7 separate regions of the Mus musculus genome follow, and regions 1, 2, 3, 5, 6 and 7 are each linked to region 4. The links are chromatin loops, found by intact Hi-C in ENCODE. Cell type or tissue: heart. All regions are shown on one strand.

Region 1 (4,000 bases), 190 kb before region 4:
TACCTAAAGTTACCCCTGATCAGCACAAACCTGTCTTTCTTTTCTCCATTACTTCTCCCCTTTTACATCCAGTCTCCCCACTACCTTCTCCACTCAAGAAAAGCAGTCACAGCTGCTTGTTCTGCTGTGAAATATTGACTCTCTGAAAAATAGGATTTAAAAAAGCAAAAAAAACAGAAACCTTGCAGGGCAGTGGGGGCACTCCTAGCCCTCCAAAGGCAGAGGCAGGTGGATCTCCGAGTTCAAGGCCAGCCTGGCCTACAGAGTAAGTTCGAAGACAGCAAGGGCTACACAGAGAAACCCTGTCTCAAACAACAACAACAACAATAAAATTGGTAAAGCAAAGCCAAAAGTATTGTTAACTGTGGTGGTAAAAATCATTCACAGTTTAATAAAGTCTACAAAGGAGGAGATGAAAAACAACATTCTGAGGATTTGTGATAAACTTTCAATGAGCATCCTGAAAATTAAGCCATATAATAGTTGAAGAAACATGGCTGGAGAGATGGCTCAGCGGTTAAGAGCATTAACTACTCTTCCAAAGGACCTGGGTTCAATTCCCAGTACCCACAGGGCAGCTCACAACCATCTGTAATCCCAGTTACAAGGGGTTCAGACACTCTCTTCTGCCCTCCACAGGCATTGCATACACATAGTGGACAGATATGCAAGCAGACAAAGCACCTATACACATTTAATAAAAGTAAAACTAAAAGAGTAATGACTGGAAGTGGCAGGATACCACCTCTAGAACTGGGTCTTGGGGCTGTTTTGAGACAGGGTATCTTAGGGTTAGTGCTGTGATGAAATACCATGACCAAAAGCAAGTTGGGAAGGAAAGAGTTTATTTCATCTTACCCTTCCAGATCATAATCCATCATTGGAGGAAGTCAGGACAGGGTCTCAAGCAGGGCTAAAACCTGGGGGCAGGAACCGATGCAGAGGCCATGGAGGGGTGCTGCTTACTGGCTTGCTCAGCCAGCCCAGGCATGGCACCACCCACAATGGCATTTCTTCAATTGAGCTTCCTTCTTCCCTGATGACTCTAATTGACACACAAAACTAGCCGGCACACAGGGTCTCACTATGTAGCCCTGGCTACCCTCGAACTTGCTATGTAGACCAGGATGGCTTCAAATGTATAGAGTTCCTCCCGCCTCTGCCTCCTGAATGCTGGGATTAAAGGCGTGTGACACCATGTGCAACCATTTTAAAATTAATTTTTTTGAAGTAGGCTCTCACATAGCTCATGCTCAACTTAAACTTACCAAGTAGTCTAAGACTTCTGATCCCTCCCCCTCCCCCCCTCCCCGCCCCCACCAGCTGCCCATTGCTGGTATGACAGGACATGCAAATATCTATGTCCAGTCATTTTTTTGTGGATCTTCGTTCATGTTTGGCCCATTTTCTTTTAAACTTCTGAGCTGTAGTTTCCTCACCTCACTTATTAAGAATTAAACAAGATTCAATGAGATCGCTTTATAAATATGGTTGTCTAGCTTGAGTTCATTCCAAAGCTTGGACTTGCCGCATCAGAGGCTGCCCTGCAGGGGTCGCCAGCGCGCTCTCGGTCTGGTGGCGTCCGCGGCTCCACCTCCCGCGTAAGGCTGTCCGGCTGGCTGCCTGACCCAGCAACGTCCCTAGCTGCGGCGATCCCACGTCCCGCAGACGCACGAGGACACCGCGGGCCCGTCGGGACGCGCTGGATAACGGAGCTTCTGCGGCGTTGCGGGCGGGCAGCGCGGCCCGGCCGGGGTCCTTGCGGGTCCTCGGCGGGCCCGGGGGAGGGCCCTCTTTGTGGCTGCAGTTGGCAAGATGGCGCCGGTGGGGGTGGAGAAGAAGCTGCTGCTGGGTCCCAACGGGCCCGCAGTGGCGGCCGCCGGCGACCTGACAAGTGAAGAGGAGGAAGGCCAGAGTCTATGGTGAGGAGCGTATAGAGCCGCAGATGGCGCGGCCGGACCGGGAGCGGGCCGGAGCGGGCAGGACCGTGGGCAGACATTGATGGGCAGTCGTGGGCCGAGCGGTCCTAGGCGGTCCCGCGCTGACCACTCTTGTCATTGTCGCCGCAGGTCTTCGATCTTGAGCGAAGTGTCCACCCGTGCCAGGTCCAAGCTGCCGTCCGGCAAAAACATTCTGGTGTTCGGTGAGCAGCGGGGTACTGCCCTGGGGCGCAGGGGTGGGTCAGGCGGCGCCCCTCCCACTGGTTCCCAGGCTTCTCCACCCTTAGCGCCTGCTTGTCGCTTGCCTGCCTGGGAGGGCACCCTGGACTCTGGCAGGGTAGCTGCTGAGTCTCCAAGCCCACACCTCTACTGACCCCCTAGAATGCAGCTCCGTTTGGAGTCCAGTGATGTGATGTGGGCTTGGGGCATTGGGGCACATTCCTTCAGTCTTTTGGCTGAGCCTTCTTCAGCCTTGACTCGGTTCATCGGTTAGCCTTGTGCTCACCAAGTTGAGGATGTGGAGGAAGGAAAAAGAGGATGTGCAGGCTGGATGGAGAAGATGAGGGAAGTAGGTGACCTGGACTGGGAAACTGAGGAGATGGACGAAGTCTTTTCTTCAGTCTTCATGGGCAGGCAGCAGAGCTTGGGAGTCAGCCCCAGGAACTTTCTTGCATAAATCCTGCCCTCACTGCTGGGTTGCCCAGTCAGTCATTTAACCTCTCTGGCTTCAGTTATCTCCTTCAAATGAAAGGGATTATATGCGTTCACCTGCAATGCTGTTTGTAGAGTAGGAAATGAGGGCTGAGCAGTGGGACAGTACAGACAGTCTTAGACACCCTGAAAGAATCCCAGTGGAGCCGAGGCAGATGTGTGCGTGGTTGCATCGCATCTCTCATGTCAAGAGCAGACTGCTGTGGGCGCATCACACTGCTTGATGTGTTGAGAGAGCGCTTGTGGAATCAGGTATCTTGAAGGGTAATTGCCTAGGTGCAAGCACATCAAGATAGTAGGGTGAATCGTTTGGGCACTGTCAAAAGCCTTTTTTTTTTTTTTTTTTTTTTTTTTTGCAATAGAGGATAAAGATGAGGTCAGATCATGAAAGTCTGGAGGACTAATCGGCTTTCCTGGAGACTCCTGATTTTCAGATTTTTATCTTCTTCCACCCTTCCCCAAGCCTTATGGAAATGACTGCATGGTGATGTCCGTGTGTTTCTCTCATCCAATGGCCAGGGTGGTAGGTTATAGCCAGGTCTGTGCTTTAGGGAGATAACTCAGGCTTCCTGGGGCCAGCTAGGTCAGAATGAACAGGAGCTGAGGTCATGCTGACAGGCGCTCTTCCAGGCCCCGGGTGGATTGTGGCCCTCGTGAAAAGGGTGAGCATTGTGGAGGAAGGAAGATCCTCGTGGACTGCCTTTCCTTTCTTATGTTCTCAGATTCCATAGTGTTGAATCCAAGGATGCCCAGAGATGTTTGGTAATGGTTCTCGTTCAGGTTTAGAGTGCATCTAGATGAGGGGGTGGCTATAGCTAATCCTAGGGAGATGAGAAAGCACTTGCTACTGAGACTGTACTTAGGAGCTTCACCTAGGTCGGTAACCCTCCCCCTCCCCCGTTTCCAAGCCTTTAGGGTGCTTGTGAAGTTGTTCTACAAATCAAATGTGTGTAAATTACATAAGCGTCATGCCTTGAGGCAGAGCCAGGTTTTTATTTTAGTGTTCCTAGACTTTTGGGGTTAGTTGTGTTTTGAAGAGTTCTTGTGGCGAAGATTTATTTTTGTGGGAAACTAGCCTCATCTCTCTGACTTTCACTTCTCTGGGATGTAGGTAGAGCTGGTGAGTTTGCCCTGTTCCTTCCCTTGTGAAATGAAGAGAATTGCAGCAGAAGGTCATTTGCCATCTTGGGTTGGCTGTCTCTGCCAGTCACTCTTAAAAGCAGGTCTCCTTTGTTGATGAGAGCGAGTGAGAGAGACCTTAACAGGCATGTTTGAGATTTCTGGTTGTTCCTTATTGTGTTGGTGTTATGACTGGCTGTCTTTGCGCAGAGCGATACATGGTATACTTT
Region 2 (4,000 bases), 320 kb before region 4:
AACATAACTTTTGTTCAATGCCCCGTCCTGTTTATATAGAGGCTTGGGATGAGTAAGTTAAATGCAGTCTCAGAGAGTCACTTGGGAGTCTGCAGTCTCTCTTTCCTGGTATTGTCTGCTCAATTGAGACAGACCATTTTCCTGGAGAGGATGTTTCAGCCCAACACTTCCTTTCTGGGGCTCACTGAGAATAGTTTGAGCACAGCCACCTGTACCCTCCCAAGAATTCTGTTTTTACAACCAAGGCACTCATACTGTCAACCTCACTAAGTAGCTCAGGTTGTCCTTGAACTTGCTGGATTGCCCAAGCTAACTCTGAGCTCATGATTCTCCCTGCCTCAGCTTTCTTTCTGTGTGCCCAGACTACCCAGAGGCAACGCCATAACCAGTGGGAAGCGTTTTCTGCCTAGGAAACCAACTGTAGTAGTTTGAATGAGAATGGCAGTTATGGGCTGAATATTTGATCCCCAGTTAATGGAATTGTTTGGCAAAGATTAGATGTAGCCTCACTGGAGTAGATGTAACCTTGGAGGAAGTTTGTCAGTAGGGATGAGTGTTGAAGCTTCGAAATCCCATTTCAGATCTAATCTCTCCCTCCCCACTCCCCTCCCCACTCCCCTCCCCCTCCCCCTCCCCTCCTCCTCCTCCTCCTCCTCCTCCTCCTCCTCCTCCTCCTCTTCTTCTTCTTCTTCTTCTTCTTCTTCTTCTTCTTCTTTCTTCTTCTTCTTCTTCTTCTTCTTCTTCTTCTTCTTCTTCTTCTTCCTTCTTCTTCTTCTTCTTCTTCTTCTTCTTCTTCTTCTTCTTCTTCTTCTTCCTTCTTCTTCTTCTTCTTCTTCTTCTTCTTCTTCTTCTTCTTCTTCCTTCTTCTTCTTCTTCTTCTTCTTCTTCTTCTTCTTCTTCTTCTTCTTCCTTCTTCTTCTTCTTCTTCTTCTTCTTCTTCTTCTTCTTCTCCTTCTTCTTCTCTCTCTCTCTCTCTCTCTCTCTCTCTCTCTCTCTCTCTCTCTCTCTCTCTCCTCTGCCTGCTGCCTGTGGATCAGGAGGTAAAGCCCTCAGCTACTGCTCCAGTACCCTGCCTGTCTTTGTGCCATCCATGGTGATCATGGGGATTAAGTCTCTGAAAAATGTAAGCAAGTCCCCAATTAAATAATTTCATTTATGAGAGTTGCTTTGGCCGTGGTGTCTCTTCACAGCAACTAAAACACCAACCAAGTTGCTATTTGGTCTTCTGGGGGGAAGCCAGGGTATAGGTTAGGGTGAGGGGATAAGAGAAACAAGGGCTTACCCCTTTTCGTATGCCTCCAGAAGACCAATGCCCTCTTCTGTAACTCTGCAGTACATGTGCATGACTGCCCCCCCCGACACATACATGCACATGGGTTTTTTTAATATTTATTTATTTATTATATGTAAGTACACTGTAACTGTCTTCAGACACTCCAGAAGATGGCATCAGATCTCACTACGGATGGCTGTTAGCCACCATGTGGTTGCTGGGATTTGAACTCAGGACCTTTGGAAGAGCAGTCGGTGTTCTTAACCGCTGAGCCATCTCACCAGCCCCCACATGTTTTTTTAAAATGTAAAAACTTTTACCTACTTTTATGTATATGAGTGTTTGCCCACATGTATGTATTTGTACCACATGTGTGCCTGGTGCCCTCAGAGGTCAGAAGAGAGCATCAGATTCCCCCCAGAACTAGAGTTACAAATGGTTGTAAGCAACCACAAAGGTGCTGAGGATTGTCTCCAAGTCCCCTCCAAGAGCAGTAAGTGCTCTTATCTGCCAAGACATCTCTCCAGTCCTATTAAAAAAAGAAAAGAAAAGAAAAAAACTAATACTCTAAAACTAAAAAAAACTAATTGGCAGTGACATAGTTGGATGGATTTTGCACTCCGAGTTGCAAATGACTCGTATCCTTTCTTGAAAATGAGTTTGGAGACGAGTGAAAGAACGGCCTTGGGAATTTGGCGTGGGTAGAGGAAGCAGGAGAGGCCCTTCTGAGTAGTTGAAGTATGGGTTCTGGCGGCACTTTCACTTGCAATATCTATAAGCAGAGGCTGCCAGAAGGGGGCGCCTCAAGCTCGCTCATCGAAAGGAAAACCTTCAGTGGCTCCTAGGTCATCAAGCAACGACCCCAATCCGTTTGTGCTATTTAACGAAACAGTAACTCTCCAGGAAATTGCGAGTGCCAGAGTTCCCTCTCTGCTTCTCCTAGGGAAGCCCTGGCTAGAGCAAGCCCGTAGGCAGCTCCAGGCATTGCGAGGGACCAGCTGGCAGCCTGGGATGTGCATGAGGATGGGGACGTGCAGGGTATCAACGTCCCAGCCTCCTCTGGCTGGAGTAACCCGGCCTTGGCCTGAGCAGTTGCACCCTGCATCTTGATGTAGGTAGAGCGTGGGGCTGGAATTGGCCAAGACAGAACGTGAAATAGAAAAGGCTGATTGTGACCAAGAAGAAAGGACGCGTTGATAATGGTCTGTGCTTTCCCCCTCCCTCCCTCATTGTGCTAGCCTGTTTATCTGTTAAGAAACGTTTAATGGGGCAGGAAGTTAACAATGCTTAGTTCTGGAGAATGAAACTGTAGGAACTTACACACTCTTTACGGTTTCATTTCGTTGACTACCTTGCCGTGGGGAGATACGGTGGAACACTGACTACTTCCCTAAGCTTGCACCGAGGAAATGGCTCAGGAGGGGGCTGAGAGCGCCCCCTGGCCCTGGGGATGGGGACTCTGTCTCTGTCTGATTCTGTCTCTGAGTTCCTCTTTGTGTGTGTGTGTCCGTCTGTCTATCTTTGTCTGTCTCTCTGTCTTTCTGTCTATCTCTGTCTGTCTCTCTGTCTCTCATACATATCCTTCCCTTCCCCTTCCTCCCTCCATTCATCCATCCCTCCTTCCTTCCCTCCCTCCCCTTCTTCTTCTTCTTCTTCTTCTTCTTCTTCTTCTTCTTCTTCTTCTTCTTCTTCTTCTTCTTCTTCTTCTCCTTCTCCTCCTCCTCCTCCTCCTCCTCGTCCTCGTCCTCGTCCTCCTCCTCCTCCTCCTCGTCCTCCTCCTTCTCCTCCTCCTCCTTCTCCTCCTACCCCTTCTTCTTCTTGTTTGGTTTTTTGAGACAGGGTTTCTCTATATAGCCCTGGCTGTCCTGGAACTCATTCTGTAGACCAGGCTGGCCTCGAACTCAGAAATCCACCTGCCTCTGCCTCCCAAGTGCTGGGATTAAAGGCATGGGCCACCATGCCCTCCTCCTCCTCCTCCTCCTCCTTCTTCTTCTTCTTCTTCTTCTCTCTCTCTCTCTCTCTCTCTCTCTCTCTCCCCCCCATCTCTCTCCCCCCGTCTCTCTCTCTCTCTCTCTCTCTCTCTCTCTAGAGGTCAGAAGATTTGCAGTTTTCTCCTTTCACCACCTAAGTGGAACTCAATTCCTCAGGCTTATAGGTAAAAGCCTTTACTATCTGAGCCCTCTAGTGGCTGGGTGCAGCTGTTGTCCTCTGGGAAATCAGGGAAGACTCTTTCCTGTAAGACTTTGGAAGAGATCTAAATTTAGAAAGGAAGAACATTTCCTACAGAGCAAACAGCAGGGGCAGAGGTCCTGACCTGGGACACCTTGGATTCTATGGTCATTCCTGCCTGCTCTGTCTCCAAGCGGGGGGGCCAGGACTGGATAAGATTTAAGAGCACAACTCCTCTGTGCTTCCTCTGAGTTCTGCTCTTGTTGGACTTGATACCACAAAATGCTCTAAGATAAAGAGCCATGGCCCACTCCTTGGAAGGAGCGGCAGTTGGATGGATTTCTGCTTACTATTCCCAGTTACACAATGGCCTGGTTCAGGCTCTGGGGAATCCTGCAGCAAACGAATTCCATCCCACCTCACAGAAGTCTGAATGTTTCATAGAGGAATACCTTCTTAGTGGTGAAGCCTCTGACATCTATGAGCTCATGCACTTTATGTTTGGTAAGGTGCCTGTTGTGATTTTAGTTACTGTTATTAATGTGTCTCACTGTCCAG
Region 3 (4,000 bases), 89 kb before region 4:
CAGCTCCTACTGTATTTCCTTGCCAAAGGCTGCTCGTATGGCTCTCCTCTTTTCTGTACCCATTCCCCTCAAAAAAGTCTGGTTCTGGGCTGGCGAGATGGCTCAGCAGGCAAGAGCACTGACTGCTCTTCCCCAGGTCCTGAGTTCAAATCCCAGCAACCACATGGTGGCTCACAACCATCTATAATGAGATCTGACGCCTCTTCTGGCCTGGCTGAAGACAGCTACAGTGTACTTACATATAATAAATAAATTTGAAAAAAAAAAAAAAAGAAAAAGTCTGGTTCTGGTGGCACTCCCCTGCCCCAACCTCCTCCCTCCCCCACTCCTGTTTTCTCACTCCCCAGTTCTTGGTGGCTGCTTCTTCCTCCAGCTTTCTATCCAGGTCAGACTCCCTACTTGCATGAGACCAAGGGGGAGGAATGACTGGGGGAGGCTCCCCTATACCCTATGAGCTTACTACCCTTCATATTTTCTTAGGCCTGTCTTTCTGGCACCCAGCTAGGGCAAGGACATCTTGTGACTTCTGGTTGGCACTCACTCCTTTTCCATGAAGGGGTACTGGGCAGGTAGGACTGAAGCCAGTGGCCAGTAGATTCAAAGACCCGCCCCACGCCTCCCAGAGGCTTCCAGAGATCTGAAACGGCCAGAAAATGGGCTCTAGGTCCGCTTGGCACCTCATTTAGGAACAAAGTATTAGGTTCTACCGGAGACCTCAGGGTTGATGCTCCTTAGTAGGTCCTGGGGTACAACGGAGAGGTCCTGGGGCAGAACCCCCCTTTTGCCCTCAAGGATATCCTCAAGGTCACTGGATGAGTCACCTGCCAAGTTTCCTAGCAGTTAAAGACACTGTCTCTCCTATCCCCAACTCGAAGTGGGAGCAGGTCGGATATTAAGTTGCTAGGTATCTGAGCAACAAGTGGCTGTCACTATGGTCTGTTTCCTCCTTCCACCGTCCCTCCTCCCACCCCTCTCCCCATCTCCATAGGCTCCATGCCAGTTCCCGCCCCACACGTGATGATGAGTGTTGGGAGGACAAAGGAGACCTTCCTATCCGGGTGGGGACAAGCAGGGAGGAGGAAGGAGTACAGCGCGGGAGGGGGGAAGGAGGGCATGAAGTCACCCCGCAGGCTCGCCACCCTGAAACAGTGGTCCGCCTGTGTCTTCACTACGTGGCCCCTGCCTCACCCACTCCCCGGGGGCACATCCCACTCCGTAGGATCTTCACCACACAGGCGGCTAGGTCTCAGCCTAGGAGGTGGGAGGGTGTGCAGGGCGGGCGAGGCCAGAAGAAGCTTAGCGAGCGCAGCAGTCCCGGGGACTCAGAGAGGGCGGAGGCGCTCGAGGTCACACAGCAGCCGAGCTGCGGCTCCAGCGGGGACCAGGACCCCAAACCCTTGACTTCTGGTCCCTTTCGAGGGCCTCGCAGACTGGAGAATCCGGGAAGAACACGGCTCGGGCCTGATTCTGACTCGAGCTCCGCTACAGAGAAGTCGTAGCAAGCTTGGGGGCGGTGGTCCAAATTCTCCTGGGCTGGAGGTGCAAGGCCCCAGGCTGGGGCGCGGGTACCGGGCTTCACGCACCCGGGGAGCACACGCACTCACCGACTCGGCCAGCAGGAGGCGGCCTTTGAGAGAGCAGAGGAAGGCGCGCGCGGGCAACAGGGCTCGGAGTCCCGGCACTGTCCTGCCACTTCGGGGGCCATGCGCGGACTCTGGATCGGGCTCTGGCTCTGCGTCCGGGGGCCACATAGCGGCGCTATCTGGTCGAGCCTGGGCCTCACTGCCTCACCCACCGCCCTGGAGGGAAGCGGAAACCCGCTGTGCGGAAGAAGAAAAAGTGGAGTTAGACTAGGCCGGGGACTCATCCTCCGCTGTCCCGCCCACCTCCCCCATCCCCACCCACAACTGCCCCTCGAACCCTGCCCCGCCCATCCTCCCTCCGACCATTCTCTACGCAGCCCCCGTGTTCCGTGGACGCTGCCTTACCCATCCGTCCTGTGGATCCTCCCATCTCCTCCTCCCCCACTCCCCCTCTGCCTACGTCCTGCCCATATCCTGCTCCATCCTTCCAACCACTCCTCATTGCCCCTCAGATGTAGTCCAGTCTGTCTCTCTCTGTCTTCTCTATTTCCACTTACTTCCTCTGCCTCTTCACTAGCCTTAGGATCCTTCCCTGCACCTTGTCCTTTCATTCTCAGTTCCCCCTCGATCCTGTCCCGCCCACCAACCCCGGCGCACCCCACAGTCCCTCCGACCCTGCTCTTCTCACTTCCCCACCCATGAATCTTTGCACTACACTGCCCCTCCGACTATCCTTGGCCCTCTATCCTCCGGTCACTTCTCATTCTTCACCCCCTCTACTGCCCCCCCCCACCTCCTTTACCTGCCCCACCTATCTTCTGCCCCATTCTCGCACCCCTTCCCATGCAGCCTTCTAGCACCTACCTCCCCACCTCCCGCACTCACTATTTCTGCTACGTCCCGGGGTGACACAGATTCTGTACCCAGATCCTCCCAGTCCCCTCGCACTCCAGCTCTCTGTTTGCTCTGTGTGGCTGGCCTGGAGTCTTCTTTTGTCGTTTGACTCCTTACCCCCCCCCCCCCCCCCCCCGTCCTGACTGACACAGACCCACTTATCTGCCCTGAGCGCCCCCTAAAGCGACCACCTGTCCTTGCTCAGCGGTTCTGCTCTTTAAGCTCGAAGTAACTTACTGCCTAGACAACTCCAGGACAGGGACACTGCCCCCATACCCCACCCCCATCTCCGCTAAGTCCTCTCCAGGCTTGGCTCTAACCAGGCGAGATCAGTTCTTTCAGAGTGCTTTCCCCTTCTTGGCTCCTCTCAGAGTTTTCCTACTACTTCCCAGGCCACCCTCCCGCTAGTTCTTGGCTTGCCCATCTTCCTCTATTTTACAGGCCACGCTCCTGTCAGGCCTCAGCCAGCCCATCCTCCTTCCTGGCCTCTTTCGTTAGCTGCCCAAGGCTTGGGTTCGTTCTGTGCTGGACTAACCAGAGATCTGGAATTATCCTTGTTCTCCCCCACGGCTAGCCCATCATGGATGCTCTCTTAATACCACTAAGTCTGCACTCCTGCCCCATTAACTATCGTGAGGCTCTTTAAGAGACTAATGCTTTCTTCCTTGTCACCCGGATGCGCTAAGATCACTAGTCATGATCCCTCCCACTGCACCCTCAGGAAAATTGATGCTTCCTCTTGCCACGGGGACTTTGTACATCTGTCCTTTCTAACAGTGTGTGTGTGTGTGTGTGTGTGTGTGTGTGTGTGTGTGTGTGTGTGTGCATTTTCTTGTGTCTGGGTGCTGATAGAGACCAGAGGTGACTGTAGCTGTTTTTGGCTACTTAGTGGGTTCTTCTTTCTTCCACCCTTCTCCATACCTTTCCTTCCACACTTTCAACCCTCTAACACTAGATAAGAGAGAAAAATGGATAGAGAGGAAAGGAGAAAGGAAAGGAAAGAGATCCCAGAATAAAGTCAGGGGTTGGAAAGGGGCAACATTATTATTAGTCCTTCTTGCTGATTGGGGCAAGTTTGAGCTTTGCTGTCAAGATAACTAATTTTTTCTTTGCTCATATCTATTTAACCAACTGCAGCCAACACCAACCAATCAACAGCCCACCCTGCTTCTTGGGATCCTAGCATTTATACACCCTCTGAAAAGTTCCCAGAATTCCAAACGCCACACAAGTGCCTAAACTATCTGCAGCTAGCAAAATCATACTCCGCCAGAGCACGAGACAAATCTCAGTCAGCTGCTGAGGATAATCTGAAGCATCCCCCATATCCCACCACTTGGGATTAAAATAAAAACAAATCCTTAGAACTATTTCTGCGTTTTCTAAGGAAACCAAAATTCCAGAATTCTCACTATGGGTGACTGTCCATATTATTTCTTGAGAATATATATCATTGAACTTGGAACACATGGGATTTCCACTAAACTTACTTGGTCAATGAGCCCCAGATGTTCTGTCTCTGC
Region 4 (4,000 bases):
GCTCTGGCAGAGGGCTTGGATTTGTTTTCCAGCATCCCATGGTGGTTCACAACCATCCATAACTCTGCTGCCAGGAGATCTGATGCCCTCTTTTGACCTTCAAAGGCACCAAACACTCGTGTGGTGCATATAAATACAGGCAGGCAAAACACTCTCACATAAACGGAATAGATCTAAAATAAATAAATAAAGCAAGCAAGCATCTGGGTGGTTGGGTGGTAGAGACAGATGAAATGCTTGTGAGTTTTTCAAGACCAGCCAAAGACATGCTATGCGAACCTGTTAAAACCCAAATGGGGCTGGAGAGACAGCTCAGCGGTTAAGAGCACTGACTGCTCTTCCAGAGGTCCCGAGTTCAATTTTTAGCAACCAGTTGGTGTGGCTCACAACCATCTGTAATGGGATCTGCTGCCAGCTTGTGGTGTGTCTGAAGACAGCTACAGTGTACTCACATAAAATAAATAAATCTTTAAAAAAAACAACAACAACCCAAAACCAAAAAAAAACAAAACAGAACAAAAAACAAGTTATATTAAACTTAAACTCCTCCCCCCTCCCCAACTATCTATCTGTTTCAATGTTCTGGAGCTAATGTAAAACTCCAGGTGGCCAGTCACCTTCTTGATTAAATAAGGCAAAGGTAACCTCTCCCTCTGCTCCAGAGTCTTTTTCTGAATGTCTCATATGAATCATAATTTGGAGCTACCTCTCCGAATCACGGATTTCTGACACGGGGAAGGTTTCCTATGCAATTAATTTTCCTCATTCACTTGAAGTTTGAATCTCCTTTACAACATCCTCTTTAGTGCCCACCCGTGCCTTCTGTAGTCAGGGAAATACTGTCTTCTCTGGCGGTCATTTAAGTTTGTCGCCCCTTCAATATAATAAACTCTTCGTGTTATGTGGAAACGTTACCCTTGGAACTTTTAACCATCTCATTTCAGCTCTCCAAATTTTTTGAACGGCTTAACTTTTCTTTGAGTTTTCTTACATTCCTTTTAATATGGTAGTTCAGTGAAAACCAGGGCTTTTAGGTATGGTTGAGGAGAAAGTTGTATTGTAGGTATGACGGAGGATACAGTCAGAGGTATCTGGAAGTGGTCAGATTGAATTGAGCCATGAGAGGAGAGGGCAGGGGAGAGAGGAAGAGGAAGAGAGGGGGACGGGGAGAGGGAGAGAATCAAGAGGACCAGGAGAGGAGAGTGTGTGTTGGGGGAAGGGGGTGGGGTACCAAGAGAGTCTGCAGAGATGGCCAGTTTATATGGAAATGAGAAGCTGGGAGAAGGGAAATGAATCCCAGCCTCTGGGCTGGAGAGGTTTAAGGTAGGGGCGGGGTGAGAAGTTCTGGGAGGAGCTACAGGTACAGAGTGAACCCAGTCCCTGGCCGTTTGTACTTCTCTAACGAGCTGAGAACATTACCCTTTAATAATGATCTCCTTTCTCCAAAGTGCTGTCCAGAACAGACTGCAATGCCCCTGTTAGGGCTTGGAGCCCTAATACGGGCAGTTTCCTCTTTGCTCTCGCTCTGGGTTGTATCCGCTCTAAGTTCGGTAACATCCAATGTCCGACTTACAGTAAAAGACCACCAACTTAAAAAAAAAATCTTAAAAAAATATTTATGACTTTTGAGTGGTGAGACTATACAGCGCCTGGTCTGGTAGAGGTTATCACCAAGTTCGTAAAACAAGTGAAGGGTTTTCGGATAGACCCATGGGCGTGTCCCTACATCATCTGAAGGAGGAAGCCACTCTACCCTATAGTTCTTCTCCGGTCGAACTGAGCCACAGAGCAATCAATGCCTTGCGTCTGGAAAGGCGTGGCTGGAAACCAGGTGGCCGAGCAAACGCTGCTCCAGGCTTCCGAACCCAGTCTTCTCTACCCCGGAGCACTCCTGACTACCGACCGCCCTGCATTCCCGCCCTGGTCCTCACCAACCGCAGGAACTTCACAAAGCATTTCAGAGTACAGCAGAAGGGCCGACGGCTTACGACCGGCCGTGGAGTCTCCATCTTGCCCACAGACCCAACAGTCACGCCTCTCTTTCAAGCCTTCTCGATTAATGGCTCTTTCCAGGACTCGCGCCACCAGCTCAACTGCCGGGGCTGGGCCTGCGGCACCGCGCTCAGGCCAAGTCCGGGCGCGCCTGCGCACTAGCGCGGGCCGCCCACTGGCTCCGCCTCCTGGTCTCTTAAGTTCCTAACTCTTGCTGACACCTGTCTAGCCTAACCCAAGCCAGGTCCCCACCACTGCTCCTCTGCCCTGGAGCTTTCCTGTGGAGAAGCACTGTTGGAGTAGGCGAGAAAAACCCAAGAATGCCAGCCCAGCCTCTTCGCCATTTGAGCATCTCAAATGCCACCTCCTTAGGATTTCCCTTGGTTACCTTGTCTAGTCATTCCTCAGCATTTTTTTTTTTTTTTTTTTTTTTTTTAGATCCCATCCAGATTACAAGTATAATATCCCCCAGGAAAACGTTGATTCACTGGTAGTAAGTTAGACTTAGGCAAGAGAAGTTCCGATGTTCTGTTAGTCTGGTTGACCACGGATAATGAAAATGTATAGTTTTATTTAAAAACTAAAAGGCTACAAGAAAGGAATTTGGCCGTTTTCAGCACAGAAATTATTCCGAAGAGACAGACTTATCCTGATATGAATATCACACAATGTGCACATGTAATAAAACATCCAATGGTATCTTGTAAATAAATACAATTATGTATCAGTTAAAATAAAAAATATAAATTCTATAAAGCAAGGATCTGTCTGCTTCTCTGCTCGAAGGGTCCCCATGGTCTGGGCCACTCATCAATAGCTATAGAATATATAGCCTGAACTTATGGCCTGGCCCTGTTAGTCTGTCCTTGCTCTCAGAACGTGCAAGCCTGTCTCTAGAGTACTTTTCGCCTCCCACTGCTGTTAGTTGTCCCACAGTTTATAAAGTGCTCCGGTGTAGCCAGGACAAACCATCTTGGAGCATTTCATGATGATAGACACAGGAAGAATATGTCACTTCCATTATGTGAATTAAGTCTCATGATTTCTTTTGGAGAACTGAATAACCACCCGTCCTAGTTTGCTTCTCTGTGATAAAACAAACACTGACCAAAAGCAATTTGGGGGAAGAAAGGGTTATTTGGCTTACAGGAGGGAAGACAAAGTAGGAACTCAAGGCTGGAACCGGAGGCAGAAGAAGCAGAAGCAGAAGAACTAAGAGTGTTTATCAGCTTCAGTAGTTCTCTGGTTTGCTCATTCATAAAGACCCGCAGCTCACCTGCCCAGGGACAGCATTGCCCATAGCAAGGAGGCAAAAAACAAAAACAAAACAAAACAACAACAACAACAAAACCCCTCCTTCATCAATTAGCAACAGGAATATGCTCCACAGACATGCGCACAGGCCAATCTGCCGCAGCCAGTTTCTCAATTGAGGCTCCCTTTCCCGAGGTGTTTCTAGTTTGTGTTGCCTTGGTAAGAATTAACTAGCCCACAACCCCAGTCCATTTAGATCTCTTTGGATCCTGCCCATCTAAGATCTGTTCATTTGGCTGAATCTGATCAACAGTTACCAACAATCTCACCCCAAGACGCTCACACACACACACACACACACACACACACACACACACACAACTGTCGACTTTGAATTTGAAGATTTTATTTGCCTTTACTAGGTGCCTAGCAAATAAACAGGAAGCCCTGTTAGGGTGATGGCTTTTTTGTTACAGATCTAAAAGAGTAAAACAAAACCCAGAAAATGTCTTTCTTCATTTTGCCCAAGACGACTGCCAGCATCTTGCCACCTGGAAGAAGTGGAAATCTTCTTTACACGCATTGTAACTGCCCATATACAGTCAAGGCGGCAACATCTGGGCTTATTGGTCTTGAATGGGTGAATTATAGTACCCAAGCTTATTTTTGCTTACAAGTTGGCCTTACATGCTTTTTTTCTTATCCCTTTTTTGTTCATTCAGGGGAGATATTCGTTATGCTTTCCCGAGGAACA
Region 5 (4,000 bases), 180 kb before region 4:
ACATTTTAAAATAAAAGTTATTTTAGGTTTAAAACCCTTCTGAGAACAAAGAAGGCACAAAGTAAAGGAAGTGTGCTGCATTTTCAAGTGCGGTTCAGAGGCTTGTTTTTCCTTCCTTGGCTTCTGTGCAGTTACATCAGCTTCTGTCCCTGTGCCAGGGAGATGGGAGGGGCACAGGGAGCGGAACCGGCAGCCGCAGCGCCTTGGCCAGTGTGAGCTTGGCTGCCCTGGCTCGGTGCCACGGGATGACATCACCCCCTTTGGTGAATTGATGAGGGCTCTGGAGCATGGCACACAGTATCTGCACACTCACTGTCAGGGAAGTTTGATGGCGCTTCTCAAACTGGCTTTCCTACTGCGTGTCTCCTGTCGCACACTTCATCTTGCCCCCTGCCCGTCATCAGCGCAGCCGGAGCCTCACACCTTCCTCCTCCCCTGGCTGCGTGTGTGCCTCCCGCCTCATCTGCCCTTGGGGATCATGATTGCCAGGCCATTCATCTCGCCTCTCTTTAGCCACTGACTTTTCTAGATGATGCCTCTTTTTCTTGCAAAACAGCGATGCTAAAGACAGCTCAGCAAAATAGTTGTGAGGCTGAGGCGCTATTCTCGAGCACTGCACACAGCGTCTTACCCAGACTGGTGAGCTGATGTACCGCAGACTTCAGTTTGGGTTTGACAACCTTACAAAGGTTGATTAAAATAGAAAAAGCCACATCAGCCGAGGGCACCACTCTTTCTCAAATAAGGCAAGTGTTAGGTGCTGGGTGTTTGTTCTGGGTGCTCTGGGGAGGCAGCAGGCAGGAAGGACACCTATTCTTGGGGAGCTTGTGGAGGAGACACTGAATTAATTTAATGGTCTTAGTCATTGGCGTCTATGTCACTGAGGATTAGGTTTAGCGACGTAAGACAGAAAAATGGAGGGGAAAATGGCTTAAAAAGTTCTGGGGGGTTTATTTGTCAAGGAGAGGAAACCTAGAGGCGGGCAGTTTGCAAGTGGGGCGCAAGCCTGGGAAGACAGCTCGGGAGCCCTGCCTCCTCTGGACTCACGGCTTCTGTCACTTTGAGGGTGTGGTTCTCTTCCCTTTGACAATTAAACTTTAAACAATATGTCGGTGTTCCAAGCAGCAACATGGAGACCGGGAGGCAGTGCTGAGGTGCGCCTGCCTGCCTGCCTGCTCTCTTTTTAAAGAGGTTGAGAGTGGAATCTTTTTGGCTTTTCGTAGCATGTGTGCGCTTGCACATACCTGTGCAGCATGACTTTGAAAAGGTTCTCTCCTCCCACTGCAGGTACCACGGGTCAAACTCGGGGTTTCACGTGACCACTTTGACTCGCTGACCAACCCACCTTTCCCCCTTGCTAGTCTAGAAAGCGTCTTCATGCCGTGTTGGGTTAGCGGGGAGAGGAGAGAGAACACTAGAGGGCAGGGCATCTAGCAACTGCTGAGCCATGTCTGTGACTGAGCATCTCGGCGTTCACAGTCCCTGGTCTGTGATATTTGGAATGGTAGCCGTGCCTTTGTGCTTGGTGAAGGCGTGCTTGTATTCACGCTGGTTTTAGCTTACTTTAGAGAAGTAGTTCTTCATGTTCTTGCTCACAGGACGGCTGCCTTTCAGATTAATTAGACTCTCTGGTGTTTTCTTATTAAGATTTATTTTAGTTTCGATTATGGGGGGCACAGTGTGTGTGCATGTGAATGGAGCTGACAGAGTGCTGGGGCCTCCTGGAGCTGGAGGCGGGTGTTGGGCAGTGCTGGAAGCGAACTCGGTTCCTTGCAGGAGCAGGGCATGCTCTTAGCTCCTGAGCACCTCTCCAGCTGCCTTTAGTATCATTCTCGACAAGTGAGCCCCTCTTTACAGGCGGGTTCCTCTCAAGCTGCCTGCTGTGGGGCAGCTTTGTGACCAGCCACTGTGACCCAGAGCTGGCAGAGGGACAGCAACCTTGAGCTGCCAGAAGGTGGTGCTTGATGCTGCAAAAACTGGATGAAGACAGTATAAGGAAGGGCTGGGCTGGGTTGGGTTGGGTTTGGTTAGGTTGGGTTGGGTTGGGTGGGGCTGGGCTGGGTTGGGTTGGGTTGGGTGGGGCTGGGTTGGGTTTGGGCTGTTTTGTTTGAGGAATACAGCCCGTCCTAGCGTGGAAAGCACAGTGGCAGGAGCCTCAGGCAGTTGCTGGTCACAGTACATCTGGAGTCAGTAAGCAGAAGTGAATTCCAGTGCTAAGCTAGTCTTCTCCTTTTTAAAAATTTAGTCTAGATGCAGAGACTCTGGGATGGTGTAAGTAAATCATAAACCATTCTGGAAACACCTTTACAGGCACACCTAGAGGCGCGTCTCCTAAGCGGTTTATTTGCTTATTTTTAATGTCTGTGTGGCTCTGGTTCACCTGGGATTCACTAGAGTGGGCTGGCCTTAGAGAGATCAACCTGTGGCCCTTGACCCCTTTAGGGGTTGAACCTCCCTTTCACGGGGTTGCATATCAAATATTTACATTGAGATTCATAACAGCAAAATTACAATTATGAAGTAGCAAAGAAAATAATTGTATAGTTGGGTGTCACCACAATGTGAAGAACTGTTTTTTTTTTTTTTTTTTTTTTTTTTGAAGTGTTGTAGCATTAGGAAGGTTGAGAAGCACTGATTTAGAGTAACTAGTTTCCTTCAGGACTTGTAGGCTACTCTCACCATGTGACCTATACAGAAGACTGAACTGGCGGGCTCCTGGAATAGGTGATCCGGCTGCTCTACCCCCTCCCTTCCCACTGTAGCTTAGCTCACCTCTATCTTGACCCTGGCTCTGCCCTGCTCCCTGTTGGGGAAGCCCTTGACAAATGCCTTCTCTGCTCTTGGGCAATCAGATGTCACCCCGACAGTTAACCACTGCATTTTTTTATTGACTTGACTGTTAAAAGAGAAATTCCTTTAAGCTCCTACAACAACATCACATTTTCTGGCTATGTTCAACATAGTATGGAGATGACCTTGGTTGATTTCTTTTTGTTGACAATGAAGTTTGACCCATTAGTCTCTGCCTTTGTGAGAAACAAAGGAAACAAAGGAAGGGATGTTGAGATGGCTCAGTCTGTGGCTCAGTCTATAAACTATTGCCTGTGGAGCATGAGGACCAGAGTTTAGTCCTCACCCGTGTAACAGCTAGGTGTGGGAGCAGCAACAATCCTAGCACTGGGGAGGAGATGGGAAGGTTCCCGAAGCCAGTCATGCTAAATTGGTGAATTCCAGGTTCAGCAAGAGACCCTGTGTCAAAAAAGAAGGTGAAGAGCAATTAAGTAAGATGTCACACTCAAGAACTTATGTACATGTGTACTTGATGGCGCGCACGCGCGCCCCCCCCCCCACACACACACAGACTGAGCTTTGTCTAGCTATGATTTCAGAGTTTGCATGCACTGGTGGCTTGCTCTCTTACTTTGGTGGGAAAAAAAGTTGCTCACCTGTTAGTAGAAGGGGAACAGAAAGAGAAGAGGGCCTGAGGGTGTAGCTCAGTTAATAGAGGGCATGCATGAAGCCCTGGGTTCAGTACTACATAAACCAGGCACAGCAGCTCTGCTTGTAATCCCAGTACTAGGGAGGTAGAGGCAGGAAGACCAGAAGTTCAAGGTCATCTTCCTTATATAATGAGTTTGAGATCAGCATAAGAATATGCGTGCACGCATGCACACACATACCTACGTGGGTCAAGAGGGAAGAAGGGAGCTAGGCAGTGGTGGCACACGCCTTCAATCCCAGCACTTGGGAGGCAGAAGCAGGCGGATTTCTGAGTTCGAGGCCAGCCTGGTTTACAGAGGGAGTTCCAGGACAGCCAGGGCTACACAGAGAAACCCTGTCTCAGAAAAAAAACAAAAAACAAAAACAAAAAAAGAGGGAGGAAGGGGGAGAGGAAAATGAGAGCAAGCCATAGTAGAGCCTTTACAGGCACAGCCTTAATTAATAACCTGCTTCTTTCATATAAGGTTCCACACCACCACCACCCCAGTAGCTCATTCAG
Region 6 (4,000 bases), 52 kb before region 4:
GTACTCTACCACTGATCTGCATCTCTGTCTCTTAAGGCTCATTTTTAGTTTAGCTGTCTGAGGATTTAGCCTGCCTGTGTGAAAGTACACTTCAAGTGTGCCTGATGCTCCTAACAGCCAGAAGATGGGGCTAGATCCCACGCAAATGGAGTTAGAGTCAATTGTGAGCTACCACATGGGTGCTGGGAACCCAACCCAGGTACCCTGTAAGGATCACCATGTGCTGTTTCCCACAGAGCCATCTCTTCATTCGTACACCTCCCATCTTCTCTCTCTCTCTCTCTCTCTCTCTCTCTCTCTCTCTCTCTCTCCCCATCTCCTTTAAAAAAAAGATTTATTTTACTTATATGAGTACACTGTAGCTGTCTTCAGACACACCAGAAGAGGGCATCAGATCTCATTACAGATGGTTGTGAGCCATCATGTGGTTTCTGGAAATTGAATTCAGGACCTATGGAAGAGCAGTCAGTGCCCTTAATCACTGAGCCATCTCTCCAGCCCTCTTCCCCCTTTCTGAAACAAGATCTCAGCATGTTTTCCAGGCTAGCCTTGATAGCACTCTGTGGCACAGGCAGATCTTGAACTTGAGAACTTCTTGAGGAGATGGAATTATAGGCCTGTGCCCCCAAGCAGCCTCAGTTCTTTATAATACATTTTTTTCTAACATTAAAGTGGGTGGGATGCTAGTGAGCTAGACCACACATGTTTTCTTCAACTTTAATATATATATATATTTAAGCCTATTTCTTCAATGCCCTATCCAACACCTTTTATCACATAAACTTCTATCTCTGAAAAAAATAATAACTATATCCCTGAAGATCCCTGCCAATCAAAGACAAGTGTTCAAAAAGTGTCTGTCCTAGAGTGGATAATTGAAGTTTAAAGGTTTTGAAGTTACATTCTCACTCAAAGTTGACCATTCTCAACTCTGCATTGCAGGATCTGATCAACTCTGCCATTTCAACAGTATTTCTTGGAATAGTTGGTATAGTAGTCATTGGGAAAAAAAATACAAAGGATCTATGCTACGCTGGAGGGGTAAGTAGAGGCCTTTACGGTTCTGCTTGAGACCAGTGTTCTATAACGATGAAATGGTTCAGTGAGTAAAGCCATCTGCCACCAAGTCTAATGACTTAAGTTCAATCCCCGCCCCCCCCCCCCCAGGATAGAAGAGACAGACACACCCCAGTACTCCAGCCTCCACAAGTGCATCAAGGCACACATATGCACATCCACATACAAATACAGTAATACAAATATTCTAATCGAAAATAGTATGAGTATTTCAGGACCTGGAAAAGGGAACTGGAGAGCCATCATGGTGTCATTAACAGAACAGAGAAGATTTATTTATTTTCAGTTGTGTGTGAGTGTGTGTGTGTGTGTGTGTGTGTGTGTGTGTGTATGTGTTTAAGTATATGTACATCCATGCAAGTGCCTGAGGAGGTCAGAAGAGGACATTGGACTCCACGAAACAGGAATTAAAGACAGCTGTGAGCCTCCATATGGATCCTGGGAACCAAACCTGGTTCCTTGACAAGAGCAGACAGTGCTCATGACCACTGAGCCATCCCTCCAGACCCCCTTCTCTTTCTTGTAGTGACTTCCTCAAATGGTGTCAAGTTGTCTGCCCTGACCTGCAGGGACCGGAGGCAGGGGAGAGAGAGTGAGAGGGACAAGAAACACAAAGAAGGAGAGCAAGAGACAATCTGACTGATCAAGCTCTGGAAAACTTTATTCTGGGATGGCAATATAAGCAAGAGGAGGCTTCAAGGGAGGGGGGAAGAGCCCGGGGGCTCTCCCAAGGTCAGGGAGCCATCTTCAGCTCCTGGAACCAATGGTCACAGTGCCCTCTCTACCCACAAATATTCTTTCTGTTATGACCATGAATGTTCTCTCAGGGCTGTTTATGTAAGCTAGAAAATTTCCACAAGGCCATGGCTGAAGCCATGGCTCCCGGCATCTCCTCCCTTCTAATTATTTCCACCAAGGCCCTAAGGAACTGGGCTGATCAGTAGCCATCTCATCCTTGGATGAGTGGGCGTTAACCAGCGGGGGTGGGAGGGGGCATTGACCCGATTTCTCCCGTGGGTACCATCAGGACCCACAGTCATGGCTCTTGGTATCTTTTGGGGAGGGGAGGCAGAGCCTTAGAAAAATCCTTAGGATAAGGTTGAAAACAGATACCAACCTCCTTGCAAACCAGGTTTGCCTCACGGGGAATTCAGAGATGGTCCGTATGAGACCTTCCCCTGCGGTGCTTAGCCTTGCAGCCCACGCTGGTGCCCATACTGGATTCATCTGATCAAGAACCAGTATGCACAGGCCTGAATCCTATGCAGCTCCTGAAGGAGAATTATCAACCCCAGGTTTAACAAGGCCTCTATCAGCCAAATCAAGTCTATGATAATGAATTTGCAAGGGTCTTGATGCCATGGAATCAATCTGCTGTTTTACAAAACCAGTATTTCTGTTAAAAATAAAAGGCCTCAAAGTTACTAATAATAAAATGCTTATTAAAGGTCCAAGGAGGGGCATCAAGAGGGTGAACATGGAGGACTTCCACCAATTATCAGCAGCGGCTGAAAACTGTTTTTTTCTGGAGCTCAAATTACGTTTATGTAACTGTTGGATTCTACAATGCCTGCCTCATTCAGAAAGAGACAGGTGCCATCTTTCTCAGCTGTCAGCAAATCAAATGCTCAGCAACTTGGGTGAGGGAAGTTAATTGTCTCTGTAAAGAAGCTGAAAGACTCAATGGAGGCTTCCACTGCCAATGCAAATTGTTGGGATAATTTGGCGGTGGTGAGAAGAGAATGGGTTAAAGCTCCTCCAGCCAAACCGGCAGCCACAACAGAGGTTACCAAGGAGACACAGGCCACTACAGGGAGGAAAACAGCTTGCTTTATTCTAATATCCAGGGCTGGGCTGGGCTGGGGGCTATTCCAGCTCAAATACTCAGGGGAGTTAGCAAGGTCAACTGAAGAATTAGGGTCATGGGAAGACACAGCAATTCTTTATCTATGTTTTTGGAAAGAATTTTAGTAAGGGTACCATTACACCAAAAAGCAAGCAAACAAAAAATACTGTTCAGGGGCACTCAGATCCTGTCTAGGCGAACTAGTTTGATTGCACAAATTTTCATTGGGACTAGTATAGCAGAATTTAAATTGCTGTTGTTCAGGGATCAAGAACAAGGATACTTCAAAAATTTGGGAAAAAGTCTTAGAACTGGCACCAGACATATTCCAAGAGATGTGGTAAGGGACAGCTGTCCATGAAGGGTGTCCTAATGCAGCACAAAGGAAGCAGGCTGAGACATTTCCTAATCCAGTAATACTGGCAAGTACCAGGCCCTCTCTTAAGAGAGATAGCCAGGAAAAAGGGTGATGTGTGGACAATGTGGAGAGCTTTGTACCCAACTCCTTTTCTTTATTCTGTATCTGTTGCTATTCTAAGAAGCTCATAATTTTTTCCTTGCAAAACTAGGGCAGAAGTGCCTGTAGCTGCACCTCTCACAAAAGCATATAGAGTTCTAAATCTTTAGTAATTAATTTCTCTATCAATAGTGAAATTTCCTCCAGCAGGTATATCCATCAACTTAGTGTTGTTTACCATTACCACAACTTCTAGGGCTTCCCATACTGTTGGATGTAAAAAGGGGTGGATCAGGGATGTAGGCCCAATACAGCTTCTCTATCATCATTGTCAGGACACTCTTCAAACTCACGCTCAGCATCATTCTTTGTCCCAGAATCAGCATGTGTCATTAACCACTCTGGCAGCTAGCATGCTCCTTCAGCATCCTGTAGAAAAAACACAAACATGCCCTCTTCCCCACACTCAGAGGGTTCCTTGGCATTGAAATTTAAAATTTTTTGTGTTGTACAGGGATATGATTCCCCTTTTTTTGTTTTCAAAAACCAATTTTTCCGAGTGTAATGTGCATGTTCAACAATTCCTTGTCCCATGGATTATAAGGAATTCCAGTTTTATT
Region 7 (4,000 bases), 310 kb before region 4:
GAGAGAAACTTTAAGCCTTGAAAACTTGCCTCTTAGCTTGTACCCAAAATGCAGTCTGTGTATATTTATTATGTGCCTTCCAGATAGCCCTGCTTCCAGTTGAGAACTCTGATCCTGTGTCCAGATTGGACCCTGACAGCTTTTGCATTATTGAAAGGTAGAAGGTGCGGCCTCGTTAGAAGAAGTCGGTTCCTGGGGACTCCTCTTAGGGCTTTCCCTTGCTCCTTCCTAGGTGCCATTTTCTCTGCCTCCTGGGTGCCCTTCCCGAGAGAACTCCTCTCCTCTGCCATACTCTCTCTGCCATGATGACTGGACCCTCTAAAACCATAAGACAAAACAAATCTTCCCTCCTTGAAGTTGCTTTTCTTGTCTATTGGGTCGCAGCAATACAAAATATTACACCTGTGTCTTAGTTAGGGTTTCCATTGCTGTGAAGAGACACCCTGACCAAGGCAACTCTCCTAAGGACAACGTTTAATTGGGGCTGGCTTACAGGTTCAGAGGTCCAGTTCGCTATTATCAAGGCCGGAAGCGCAGCAGCATCCAGGCAGAGAAGGTACTGGAGAAGGAGCTGAGAGTTCTACATCTTGATCCAACTGCAAACAGAAGACTTACAGCCACTTGGACTCTAATGTCAATTTGGGTCCCCCAAAATTAGTTTACACGAGTGGGTCTATATGTAGCTTCTGGGAACCTGCCCCCAGTTAATTCTGTCTGGTAAACAAAGATGCCAGCAGCCAATAGCTGGGGAGGAGAGGTAGGATGTAGGGTTTCTAGGCTTGGGACCAGAAGGAAGTAGGAGAGAAGGAGAGACACATGCCATGTCTTAGGACTAACAGAAATCTTGTCAAAAAAAAAAAAAAAAGGATTAGGTGATTCAAACTGACTTTACCAGATTGTCCGTAGTAAAATGAATGAATTTGAGCCTTGCTCTTGGGACTTTCAAATCTCCTGGAAGTTTATCTATGTATCAGGAGTTGTCTGAGGGGCAAGTTTGAGTATTTCAGAATGCTCCAAACATCCCATGGTGGGAAAGAAGAGAACTCCCCCACCCTACCCCCAAGCTGGGGTTTCTCTGCCTGTCTTAGGTAAAGGCTTTTACTCAAATAGGACAGTCACGTCCTATTTGACACTAATAACTTGGTGGGTGCTGCTTTTGTGAGCCTGGTCCCCTGTGGGAGATGCATGGGTGGTGTGTTGTAAGCATACTGTTACACGGAAAACCAAACATTCTCTCATCAACCAAAGGCCAAATCCAAAGCCTGCAGCTTCTATTTGATCAAGCTTCAGTAGAAGACTGAGCACCCACACTGGGCATTTTTTCTCCCCTGTGGAGGAGGGTGGCTCCACTAACCCTGAGGCTCGTGAATGGACAAGAAGAGCCTTAACCACAATTGACACTTGATTCTCCAAGAGTTCGTAAGCTTTGGCATAGTCTACCCTGTGTGGTGTGAGAGCTTGGCAGGTGGGGGCCTGCATTGCCATTGGCCGGAGGCGTGAAGTGGGCAAGGGACCTCCGCTGAATTTAGGGTCCCCGTTTCTTGATTCTAGTGAGTGCTGTTGGGCAGATACCTCACCTCCAGCTGTGGGGTGATTGCAGAATGAGGATGGGGCATATATGTGGGGTGTGGGGGTGGAGCTGGCCTCCTTTCTTCCGCTCCAGAGTTATTTCTGTCTGAAGAATTAGGACCTGTGACTGTAATCAGGGCACCCCCATCTCCAGGCTATGCTGAAGACTGGGTCAAATGTAATTTTTTTTCTCTCACATTAACCTCCAGTCTCACAGAGCTACCTCCAGAACCTTCTCCTTCCTGTTCCTCTCCCTGGAATGTCCTCTATGTCCCATGCCTTTTGGGGGATACAGCCATTGACTCAGTCCTCCACGCAAGCCCTTTCAGTCAGTGGCACTGGCCAGCTGGCCACTGTATCCACGGTGGCTACCTTGGCCAGCAGAGGAAGCAAGAGCTGAGAACTCCAGGAAGAGAATAACCAACAGCGAGAACATAACCAACAGCAAAAATATGTCAATAGTCTGTTAGCCAGTAACTTGCTGGTTCCCCACCCCCACCCCGCCCCCTCATAGCCAGGCTCTCCAGCGACCCCTAGCGGGTGCGTTACTAACTAAGATGAACCAGAGACCAAACAGCAGCCTCATATGTGGCCACTAGGGGCGTAAATATGGCAAGGAGCCCCAGAACTGCTCACTTCACAGAGTAGGGACGTGTGTGTGTGTGTGTGTGTGTGTGTGTGTGTGTGTGCGCGCGCGCGCGCGCGCGCGCTTTACCTGCTGCCCAAACGTAGCTAAGCACTAGGAAATGACATTATGTATCCTGGTACAACATAACAAGTGTTGCGAGGTTACTTAACTTCTTCTAAGGACACTAAGGAGTGACATCAACTGAGACTTAGCTTTGAAATCGGCCAACCCTGTCTCCATCTAAACCAATCTAACCTCAGGGTGTCATCTGCAAAATGAGAATAGTCTCTGTCTCTCTGTCTCTCTCTCTCTCTCTCTCTCTCTCTCTCTCTCTCTCTCTCTTCAGGTGTGCTAGTATATGCCATTAATCTTGGGAGCAAGGCAGGAAAGTCATGAGTTCTAGGCTGACCTGGGCTACCCAGTGAAATATTGTTTCAAAAAAAACAACTGTTTTTAAAAAATCATGGCACACACCTGTTATCCCAGCCCTGAGGAAGTGGAAGCAGGAGAATAAGGAATTCAAGGTTAGTCTTGTCTATATAGCAAATGTGAGACCCTCTTCAGCCACACAAGGCCCTGTCTTAAAAAGGGGGGGGGGGAGGGCTGGAGAGATGGCTCAGCAGTTAAGAGCACTGACTGCTCTTCTAGAGGTCCTGAGTTCAATTCCCAGCAACCACATGGTGGCTCACAACCATCTCTAATAGGATCCAATGCCCTCTTCTGGTCTGTCTGAAGACAGCGACAGTGTACCCACATACATGAAATAAATAAATAAATCTTTAAAAAAAAACCAAAGAAACAAAAAACCTGTGCGCTGGAGAGATGGCTCAGTGGTTAAGAGCATTGACTGCTCTTCCAGAGGTCCTGAGTTCAATTCCCAGCAACCACATAGTGACTCACAACCATCTGTAATGGGATCTGGCGCCCTCTTTTGGTGTGTCTGAAGACAGGGACAATGTACTCACATACATTAAATAAATAAATAGATAAATCATTAAATAAATAAACTGATTTGAATCTGACTAAATGGATCATTGGTGTATCACTGGTGTGCCACAAAGAACAGGCCCTCAGAGGCACCAGAGAAAGGTACTGCAAAATAATTTGTGTCTCACATTTTAAAGTAAGTGTAGCACGAGGGATATGAGCGGTATCTTCCACATTGTCACCTGTCATTGGGTATTTATTTTATATTTAATTACACTTGTTAGGGCTCCTGAGTCCTCTTGGTGTGTTATTTAGGTAAAGGTCTTACACGAAATGTCCCACAGAGGCCACCAAGAGTGGGACTCCACTGTCCATTGGGGGTACATTTCCTGTATGGCCTGGAAGAGTCAAGTCAGAACTGGGTGTACAGGGCCCCAAAGATAGTGGGTCCTGGAAGGTGTTCTGTGGAGCATCCTGTGTGATGGGAAGCAATGCCCACATAGAATTTCGGAGCTACCCGCCTCCAAAACCAACCTGTTCCCTCAGGACCTTGCTAGGGAGACTGAATCCTCAGTGCCTTCACCTCCCCCTCAGCTTCAGGCCAGGCCCAGGCCTCCCCTCAGTCCCTAGAGTCTATCCTAGAGTGTCTAAGAGAATATAGGGAGATAGGAACAATGGGGTTGGAGACACTTCTGGAATTTGGCGAGGGCAGGGGTGCCGGCCCTTGAGACTGTGTGATTGCTATCTGATGTTCAAAGGACCCATGGAATGTTCTTAAGGCTGATGGCTCTGCCCTCAACGACTAAAGTCTGCGTTCTCATTCCACTTAATTTGGAAACACAAAATAAGTTCCCACACTTCCCACAGACAGCAAAT

The links. A loop is a pair of places that touch in the nucleus more often than their neighbours do. Peaks named below come from ENCODE experiments on the same cell type or tissue, not always from the same donor. Only the 100,000 strongest peaks of a DNase experiment are listed, where the experiment ranks them.
Region 1: it touches region 4 in a loop (3-fold over the local background); 17 of 42 quality-filtered maps call a loop at or near these places.
Region 2: a loop joins it to region 4, with 4 times the contacts of the local background. A loop is called at or near these places in 7 of 42 quality-filtered maps.
Region 3: it touches region 4 in a loop (5-fold over the local background); 18 of 42 quality-filtered maps call a loop at or near these places.
Region 5: it touches region 4 in a loop (2.2-fold over the local background); 17 of 42 quality-filtered maps call a loop at or near these places.
Region 6: a loop joins it to region 4, with 2.1 times the contacts of the local background. A loop is called at or near these places in 6 of 42 quality-filtered maps.
Region 7: a loop joins it to region 4, with 2.2 times the contacts of the local background. A loop is called at or near these places in 6 of 42 quality-filtered maps.

Annotation. Positions count from the first base shown.
Region 1 is chr8:104,440,617-104,444,616 of GRCm38, reverse strand. It overlaps Dync1li2 (dynein, cytoplasmic 1 light intermediate chain 2), which reads left to right and starts at 1,570. Exons shown (of 13, transcript NM_001013380.2): 1 at 1,570-1,922; 2 at 2,070-2,143. The coding sequence starts at 1,816. In heart, a CTCF peak has its summit at 1,547 (motif pointing right); DNase peaks (open chromatin) are centred at 1,806 and 2,196; H3K4me3 peaks cover 2,092 bases; H3K27ac peaks cover 1,399 bases.
Region 2 is chr8:104,569,301-104,573,300 of GRCm38, reverse strand. No RefSeq gene overlaps it. Among named protein-coding and RNA genes, the nearest start is that of Pdp2, 20 kb to the left of the region's middle. In heart, CTCF peaks have their summits at 2,053 (motif pointing right), 2,730 and 3,474 (motif pointing left); DNase peaks (open chromatin) are centred at 2,180 and 3,600; H3K4me3 peaks cover 969 bases; H3K27ac peaks cover 367 bases.
Region 3 is chr8:104,338,500-104,342,499 of GRCm38, reverse strand. It overlaps Cmtm3 (CKLF-like MARVEL transmembrane domain containing 3), which reads right to left and starts at 1,906. Exons shown (of 5, transcript NM_024217.3): 1 at 1,605-1,906. The coding sequence starts at 1,751. In heart, a CTCF peak has its summit at 1,619 (motif pointing right); DNase peaks (open chromatin) are centred at 1,089, 1,869, 2,579 and 2,949; H3K4me3 peaks cover 2,932 bases; H3K27ac peaks cover 2,870 bases.
Region 4 is chr8:104,249,027-104,253,026 of GRCm38, reverse strand. Cklf (chemokine-like factor) reads right to left here and starts at 2,166. Exons shown (of 4, transcript NM_029295.3): 1 at 1,932-2,166. The coding sequence starts at 2,009. In heart, a CTCF peak has its summit at 2,213; a DNase peak (open chromatin) is centred at 2,146; H3K4me3 peaks cover 1,562 bases; H3K27ac peaks cover 1,273 bases.
Region 5 is chr8:104,432,444-104,436,443 of GRCm38, reverse strand. All of the region lies in intron 4 of Dync1li2 (dynein, cytoplasmic 1 light intermediate chain 2), which reads left to right. Among named protein-coding and RNA genes, the nearest start is that of Dync1li2, 8.6 kb to the left of the region's middle. In heart, a CTCF peak has its summit at 1,936 (motif pointing right); a DNase peak (open chromatin) is centred at 203; H3K27ac peaks cover 340 bases.
Region 6 is chr8:104,300,584-104,304,583 of GRCm38, reverse strand. It overlaps Cmtm1 (CKLF-like MARVEL transmembrane domain containing 1), which reads left to right. Exons shown (of 4, transcript NM_181990.2): 3 at 943-1,041. Among named protein-coding and RNA genes, the nearest start is that of Cmtm1, 7.6 kb to the left of the region's middle. In heart, no CTCF peak of the experiment used is centred here; no DNase peak of the experiment used is centred here.
Region 7 is chr8:104,563,225-104,567,224 of GRCm38, reverse strand. No RefSeq gene overlaps it. Among named protein-coding and RNA genes, the nearest start is that of Car7, 24 kb to the right of the region's middle. In heart, CTCF peaks have their summits at 1,912 (motif pointing right) and 2,125; DNase peaks (open chromatin) are centred at 1,534 and 2,154; H3K4me3 peaks cover 286 bases.